2 separate regions of the Homo sapiens genome follow, and region 1 is linked to region 2. Evidence: chromatin loops called from intact Hi-C (ENCODE). Cell type or tissue: Caco-2. All regions are shown on one strand. Links, peaks and the distances in the headings refer to the core of each region. The heading gives the core; the rest is flanking DNA. Region 1 overlaps PRICKLE2 (prickle planar cell polarity protein 2). Region 2 has its middle 19 kb from the start of PRICKLE2.

Region 1 (4,397 bases), core at 101-4,100, 83 kb before region 2:
CTTTTTAAAACATAAATCCATCATGCCATTGCTCTGCTCAATTCTTCCAATGGCTCACCCAGAACTCTGACTTTATCTGAATTATCTCCCTTCACTCCCTCTGCCCCAGCCCATTGGCCAACTCACTGTTGAACATAATAGACACCCTCCTGTCTCAGGGCCTCTAAGCCGGTCATTCCTTCTGCCTTAGCATTCCCTCTGCCCTAAAATCTGCAAGACTCTCTCCCTCTTGCACATCTGTGCACATCTTTGCTCAGATCTTCTAAGTGGGGTCTTCCCCATCAACCTTCCTTAAAACTGCAGCCTCCCCACACTTCCAGTACATTCAAGTCTCCTTCCTTGCTGTATCTTTTTCTATTTTGTTGATTACATATATTGTCTGACTTCCTCCCCTAGAATCCAACTCCTTAGAAGGGCAAGATGAAACTTTCCCGTCTTTTGTTCACTACTGTATCTCAGGCACATAGTAGGCACTCAGTAAAACAATTGTTGGATGAATGAATGGGTGAAAAGATGCCAGAACAATGCCTCTTCACTCCCCTGAATCCATGCTTACCTGTTCACAAATAGCTCCTGTCATGGTGACTGGGAAAGGCCTGACATTCCCGCGGCCCAAGTTTTCGCGTTTCCTCTGGCTGCTGAAAAGCTTCAGCTCCCTCTTCTCTTCCTCATCCAGGGAGTTGCAATATCGAACCTGAATAGACACAGACAATGGCATGGAAAAAGTCACCCTTGCTCCTTAAGATTTCTGAAGCCCATGACTCTGAGTTTTCTCGTTAAATACACTCTCATTTGGTTTTATAGCCCTCGCCTGAACTTTAACCACAACAGCCTTGGAGAGATTTAAGGTGAGTCTCTACTAAGGTGAGTCTCTACTAAGATTGCGGACAGCCAAAAGAGCTTACCAAAGGCTCTGAATTCTGGATCCCAAGCCTTGGGCAGGCTAAAGGTGCCTGCTCCTTATCCTGACTGCCTCACTCTGCTCACCATGTTAAGATCAAATCATCTGGGGTGGCTCAGCTGCCAGGAAAGAGCTGAGAAGTTCTCCTTCTTCCAAACTGCAGGAACCTGATACTTTCATCTCCATGTGCCCATGCAAGTGATCCTTGACACCAAGAATGACTCTAAGTCAGTGAGCCAGAGCAGGTGTCCACGTGCTCACAGCTTCTGTTCTCCCGTCTCATTTTGGAAAAACAGGGAAACAAAGGTGTGAGCCTGAGGAGTTGGACCAGGCATCTGTGATGCTGCACAAAAGTCTCTGCATGTTTATCTTTGTAGAGAGAGGAACAAGCTGCCTGCTAGACTTCAGTTGAGTCGACTTGCAAGAGACATTTTCCTTCTTGTTAAATATAGAAACTCAGAGAATTAAAGGAGGAACATTAAAGATAATTTGAATCCAGTATCTCCCCTTACTTATGCACACCTTGGGAATTGTGCTATATTCTTGCACTGTTATTTACTCAATGCTGTTTTTAATACTGACTCAGTTTTTTGGAAACTTGGATGCATTTATTTCAAAAGAAAGTATAACTATAAATGGAAAACCAATATCACCCGTAAAAACAAAAACAAAAACAAACAAACAAACAAACAAACAAACAAAAAAACCAGAAGAAACCTAAATAGACTGGGAACAGAACCATGTTGTTAGATTCTAGCTGGTCACTTTGCTTGCAGGAAATCCTAAAACAGAGATCCCTGACGCTCCTACTTAAAAGTGGAGGCCAGTGTGAGTTAGAGAGATATGAGACACCTGCTAGCACTAAATTGAAATTTCCTCCTTGATTATTCAACTACTCTATCACAAGGAATACAATACAACTTAAAATATAGTAACTCTCTCAATATGTGGTTTCGTTTCATTTACTGCCATGTCCACATAACACTCAGAGTCATGTATATACCACACTTTGGGAAACACGGTCCTAATCCCGTCTCCTGTTATACTTTGGAGTAATCTGGACATCAGAAAGGTTAAGTGAATTGCTTGGATGATTTGTTACACAGATGGTTAGAGGGAAACCTTGGAACTAGGACTGTCACATCCTAATTTGAAAACCAGGACAGCTGTGGATATCAAAATTGTCTTATCTATGCAAAAAAGAAAATGGTCAAATATTTACTTTAGAATCACAATCACCCTTTGTCTTCAAAAGAGCCATTTCAAATAGGCTAAATCTGCCCACTGGGTCACACACACACAATTCCTACCAATGGGACATTGTAATCTGAATGGTGTCTCTTTTCATAAAAGCACAGTTAACCATAAACACAACAAACCACTAAAATCAGAGAAGAGCCAATCCCTTCTCTCTGTCAAATAAAAAGAGTTAAAAAAAAAAAAAAAAAAAAGTCTCCATGTAAACGTCCCAGAGAGAACTGCAGTGACCTGAACAGCCCAGAATATATGGTTACACCACTGACATTTTAGGGACATGCTTTCAAAGGAAGGCACACCCTTCCTGCTTGTAAAAACCCGCATTTTCACTTCCAAATTAGTTAACCAGGCATCAGGTTACAATGCTTGCTCTCAACTTTAAAGGAGAAAGCATTATTTATATTTGCTTTATGATGTCTGAAATAAGCAGCAGTAAAGAGGATCATAGCTCTCTTTTTAGGGAACTGCTTCAGTTTTAAAGTTTTTGTCCTGCTTACTCAAATTTATTTTTGAGGCTCTCAAATGATCCCCTTTCATTCTAATGTGGGAAAATAAGACTGAAAAGCACTCATTTCCCCTGGGACGGAGCTGCTGGGATTCAGCTCGTGGGTTGGAGAGTTGGTAGAAAGCTGGTGCCCAGCTCTCTAAGGGGGTTATTTCTCCTATCAATTAAAAATTACATTTTTGTTTTAAATGCAGTCAGAGTCAAGTAGACAGTTCAGTTCCATAGGATTACTATTTTGAAAAACCAGTTACCTAAAAATGAATTTCTAGCATGTAAACTGACTTCCCTTCCAGCATAATGATCTTTGAAAACCATGTTTACAAATTTCTCTTTATGAGCAATCAGATTTCGAGGATAAGAGATGCCCGCTTACAGTGCCATGTTTCTGGGTTCAGAAAAAAGGACAGTCTGCTAGTCCACACTTTCAAGAGTACAAAGAACAACCTCAGCAAGTCAGACTTCACCATGACAAAAACACAGACGTTCGAAGCTACAAATCTGGACATGTAATTCTCCTGCAGTGTAGTGTGGAAAACTTGCACGCTCATTTAATATGAAATGATGCCGAAAATTCAGGAGAGTCACAAAGCTTTTGTAGGACTTGAAGTGGTCCAGGGGATCTCAGTCATCTCTCCAAAATACACAGGAAACCCACATGGCATATTCTTCAAGTAAGAAAACTTGGAATCATAGCTTTTGAATTTTAGTGCTCCCTGGCTACCCCCAAATAGCTAGTAGTGCCAGGCATAGAGGCCAATCCAGTTTATAATGAGATTCTGCTTTTTTAGTAATACTCTCTAGAAGTAAATTGTTGGCCAGTTTATTTTGGCCCTAATTAAGGAAGCTAAAACCTAAAATAAATTGCCAGAGTTCTTCTTCGGCTACCTCATTGGTGGCAGATTATGAAAAAGGTAACAATTCATAGAAGGCACTAAGAAAATTCTGCATAAGCCCCCTCTAGCCCCTTACCTCATTGTCATGTGGCGGCAGCTGGTGTAGTAGCTGCTTGATTCGCAGTTTCTCTCCAGGACTGTTGACATAAGGGACTTTCTCTTCTGGGAGACAGCTATAGTACTGGTGTACCTGAAGGACAGAAAGCATATAGATGACTTGCCCATTACTCAAACCATGTGCCTATTCCCACTTACTGGGAAGATGATTCCCCCAGCAGGATGTAACTGACTTCTGCAGTCCTGACTCTTTATGAAAGTCAACAGCAGATGAGTTTCCTATGGTAAGCAGAGAAATTCATCCTTAAAGCAAGAGTCAGGCAAATCATCCATATCTGGGATTTTTCCCTCTCTCTGTGAGGGAAAAATAAAGCTAGTAAATTTTCCTAGAAACAGAGAATTCAGCAGACATGCTGGTGAACCAGAGGGTAGGGCTTTCTCGGCAGACTCCCCTGAGAGCTGGCTTTACCATTTTCTCTGTTAGTCTCCAGCATATGACGTGCCTCCCTAGCCAAAGGGATATGTCAGCACCTGCCTCGGCAATGGAGTTAAAGCCAGTCTTTGGCACTCGGCAAACCCCTAGGTACCTCAGCCTCCACCTACATTTAAAGCCCTCCAGGTTTCGAGACTTTTGTAAGGCAGGCAGCAGCTGACATCCATCAGAAATAGACTCACTAAATCTGGGATGCAGAGCATGTAATTAAAAATTGTCACTAACATGAGGATTTTTGCACATCCCACAACATTCCTGTTTACGACTGTTAGGACATATTCTTGTACTTTA
Region 2 (4,397 bases), core at 83-4,082:
CTGTCTACCCTAGAAAAGGTATTTTAAAAGAAAATACATAAATCTTCAGCTTATCTGGGTGGTATGCTCCGCAAATAATCACAAAGATTGTTTGACTGGTTACACAAGTTAATTTTCCATTTACAGTATAGAGCAACAATGTATTCTACAATAAAACTAGCCAACCCTGAGAGTCCACTTCAGTGGACGACTTGGCCAGGGGCCAAGATTCCCAGATTCTTTGGCTTCTACTGCTCCTCCCCCTACACTCACATTGGGCCATCATTGCTTTACAGCTGCTTCTCTTTGGGTACACTTCACCCACTCCAGTTCCTGTGTGTCTAAGACAGTGAGCATCAGTCTGTGAATGGCAATCTGTGCACCCTGCCAGCATTAATGATGGGGCCAAGAGTGTACCTGGTCATCTGTAAGAGGAGCACAGTCTGACTGAGATATTTACAAAAGGAAAGAGAAGCACTGCTGAAAGAAGATAACTATTTACTGAGCACTTACTATATCCTAGTCATCCCAAGACAGAGAATAATTGTTTCTATCTGAGAGATGAGAAACAGGAGGCCTAAGAGTTTAGGTGATGGCCCCAAAGAAAAACAGAAAGTGAGAGAGCAGGGATTTGGACTTAGGTCTGTCTTATACCAAAACCTGTGGCTTTTAAATACAACCATGTACTGAGAGTGGGAATATGAAGTGCATGTGTGCAAAAACTCTAAAAACAGGAATGTCATCCCTTGAAGACAGCTTTTTAAAAAATTGTCTGTGGACAGTAGAAAACAGAAAGTTTCAATGATGTACCCATTTCTTTATTGGGCCTAGAACAGCATTTCTCAACCTTGACATTATAGACAATTCATGCCAATTTCTTTGTTGTTGGAGGCTGTGCCATGTATTGCATGGTGTTCAGCAGTACCCATGACCTATATCCATGAGATGCCACTGGTCACCCTTTCCCCAGTCGTGAAAACCAAATATATCTCCAGAAATTGCCAAATATTCTTGACGGACAAAATTGCCCCCCTTGGGAACCAGTGGTCTAGAATCATTTTAGAAATCCTATCTTGTCACATGCTACTTTGGGGTTCATATAAGGTAGAGGATGAGAACACAGATTCTGGTATCAGTCATACCTGGGTAGAAATCTCAGCTCTGTCACTTACTAGCTGTGTGAATTATTCAACCTCTTTGAGGCTTTCAGTGTAAAATGGGGACAGATAATAGTATTCTGAGGATTAAAGGAGATTATGCAGATGAAGCCCTTAGCAGAGTGCCTGACACATAGTAATAGTGCTATAATAATGTCAGTTATGATTATTAAGAAAAACGATGTTAGAAGATGACAGATTTAATCACTTCATCTCAGAGATGAGTAAACTGAGGCTCAGAAACAAGAAGACTAATTTTGGTTAGGACCCAGTCTACTTGTCCAAGAAATATACATATTTGATCACTGTTCTCAATGCCCTGTCTCATTTTACCCCAATAAAATGGTATCTGTGAGCCTCCTAGTATGTTATTTCTGTACTACCCATGCTCTTTCATGTCATAATTGTTAGTATTCCAATTTGTGGCAGCCAAATTATGGAATAGGAAAAGTTGCATCTTTCAGGGAAGACCCATCACCTGTTTGATGCCATGACGAATCAAAGACAACAGAAAAACTAACAGGATGAATAGAAATGTTAACTTGCATGGAATCAAAGCAGTGGCTCAGAGCAACCCTTATAGCATTTGGGAAGTTACCGTATTTTGGCCTTGATATTCTGTCGAAATCAACCACAGTCCTGGAACACCTTCTGTTTAATTTTACTCAGTGAAAATGTTTGTGCTGCCACTGGTAACCAAGGCTGGATACCCTGGAATCTCAGTTCAAATGCAAAAACACCATCTTAACATGCTCCAATTTGTATACTTATTTGTGTCTTGTCATTTTCAGGGAGGATATAAGATGAGCTAACTGGCAAAGGGAATTATGTAGTAACTGATGCAATAATTAGTCTCTCACTTGAAAATGTCGGGGATAATTACCAAGTCATATTTAGGAAGGAGCTCTCCCTGGCCAGGGCTGATTTTCAATTACCCTGGATTTAGTGAACATATGCTAGACATTCTGATGTTGGCCACTAGGTGATGATGATAAAAGGGGAAACTATGATAAACCTAGAGGAGAAAAAGTGAATGACTGGTGTGTGTGTGTGTGTGTGTGTGTGTGTGTGTCTGATAGAGAGGGAGAACGAGACAGGGAGAGAGAGACAGAAAGCGAAAAAATGGGAATGGATATATTCATACATGCCACAAAACACAACTTAGCATGACCTAGGCTTCATCTGGTCACCAACATATAGCAGAAATATAGCACGGTAATTGGGTCAAGTGGCTCATGGCTCAAAAAAGAGCAGTATCATTACATATGTAATACACAGGTATGATTCTACTGCGGTTGTGGGTAGACCAATGGTTCTCAACCAGTATGTCATAGCACACATGAATATACCCCGAATATTTCAAAACCAGGCTGCCAAGTTTTGATCCATGTGTGTAAATTATTTTTTCAATCATAGATGCCTACCATAACATCGCTACCAATCTAAAGAATGTGGAATTAAGTTATTTAGCCACTTGTTGTCAATAGGGTAAATTATTACTAATAAGAGGTAAGAAGCACAGAAAATTTCAAGCCGATTTTTCTAAGAGAAAAAATGTGTGTTCACTGGATAATGCTAGAATTTTTTTTCGATTTTTCCAAAGCTTGATTTAACAAGAAAAAATAAAGCTCAACTCCAATTCCTTAAAATGTCCTGCCAAAAATTCTAGTGTTTGAAAGTGTTCTACAACAAAAAAGTTTAGATGGGTCAGATAAGGAAGGACGGGAAAGCTTATCTCTGCAAGAATTATGGGGTTTCTCAGGCTGGGAAAACTGGGAAATACTGGATTAGAAGTCTTTTTTTGTAGTCACGGCTATCTCAATGCTAGTGGCCCTCACCTCTCAGTCTCATCTTTCCACTTTTAGACAGAGCATTCAGAGTACTCTGAAACACATATTCTACATGTAGATTGCTGCTTCTGTTTGGAATCAGTGTCCGCCCTCATAACAATAGAAGATCTTAAAGGAAAATGATAACCTTGAAGAGGTGACGTGTGTTGCAACAGACTTTAGGAGGTTGCACTGAGCAGTTCTGGGGCTTTTGACCAGGCAATGTAAGTATTCCTGTCTGGGCCAACCATTCAAATCCAGAGAGGCATGGGGGAGGATTCCTCTTTTTGTACCAATGGATGATTCCTGAGAAAGTTTTAAATCCAACGGAATGGGCAGCTAAGCATTGTTCAGCTGAAGATCCAGGGTTTGAAATCTACATTTAGTCTCAGAGCTTTTAGGTTTAAAAGAAGGCAGGAGTGAAAGGACCAGGTGTCTGAATAACCATGTGTGCTCTCAATTTGCCAATAACCTAGTTATTTCTGCAAAGATGGGGTTCTCTCTCATTAAATGATAATTCACTGAGACTTTTCCTATCGGTTTGAGCTCTCCTGAATATCATTTAAAAACCACTGGGTGTGGTGGCTCACACTTGTAATCCCAGCACTTCAGGAGGCCAAGGCAGGTGGATCACTTGAGGCCAGGAGTTCGAGACCAGCCTGGCCAACATGGCAAAACCCCTCTGCAAAAAACACAAAAATTAGTCCGGTGTAGTGGTGCGTGCCTGTAGTCCCAGCTACTCAAGAGGCTGAGGCAAGAGAATTGCTTGAACCTGGGAGGCAGAGGTTGCAGTGAGCTGAGATCATCCCACTGCACTCCAGCCTGGGCGACAAAGCAAGACTCCATCTCAAAAAAACAAAAACAAAAACAAAAACTGTACACCTCTCTTCCTTGGAAAACCTCATTGCTATAATTACCTTTAAAAAACGCTGTACAAGGGATCTTGACGATGCTATTAAAAACAGAGCCCTGAAGTTGGAAAAAACTTTAGTGATCTTCTCAGATAACCGTGACCCAACCTATAGCACCCCCACAACCCTACCTTCCAACATAAGAATAAAATTCTCTTTTCTTTCTTTTTGATCTTCGTATTTCTCTATTTGATAATGCCTGTGGTCTGAGTTCAGTTAGATCAGTGTTTCTAAAACTTTAATGTGCAACAGAATCATCTGGAAGGCTTGTTAAATACAGATTGTTGGGCCCGTGGACCAAACCCCAATGTGTTTTTCAGCGAGTCTGAGGTGGGTGGAGCTGACACTTTGCATTTCTGACGACTTTCCAGGTGCTGGTAAAACTGATGTTGCTGATATGTGGATCACACTTTGAGGAACACTAAATTAGATGCTTAAGCATGAAAGGCTAAGATATGTCTAAAGACTTTGGTCCAGTTCACAGCCAAAGGTTTTACTTTCCTTTGCTACATGTCTGCCTT

What was found. Hi-C counts contacts between places; a loop is a spot of excess contacts. Peaks named below come from ENCODE experiments on the same cell type or tissue, not always from the same donor. Only the 100,000 strongest peaks of a DNase experiment are listed, where the experiment ranks them.
Region 1: it touches region 2 in a loop (2.3-fold over the local background); 1 of 110 quality-filtered maps calls a loop at or near these places.

The regions. Positions count from the first base shown.
Region 1 is chr3:64,159,384-64,163,780 of GRCh38, forward strand. It overlaps PRICKLE2 (prickle planar cell polarity protein 2), which reads right to left. Exons shown (of 8, transcript NM_198859.4): 3 at 3,633-3,746; 4 at 557-694. Among named protein-coding and RNA genes, the nearest start is that of PRICKLE2-AS3, 26 kb to the right of the region's middle. RefSeq lists an enhancer at 4,250-4,397. In Caco-2, for the core only: no CTCF peak of the experiment used is centred there; a DNase peak (open chromatin) is centred at 2,189.
Region 2 is chr3:64,242,428-64,246,824 of GRCh38, forward strand. It overlaps a transcript of PRICKLE2 not described here. Among named protein-coding and RNA genes, the nearest start is that of PRICKLE2, 19 kb to the left of the region's middle. In Caco-2, for the core only: a CTCF peak has its summit at 2,130 (motif pointing right); a DNase peak (open chromatin) is centred at 234.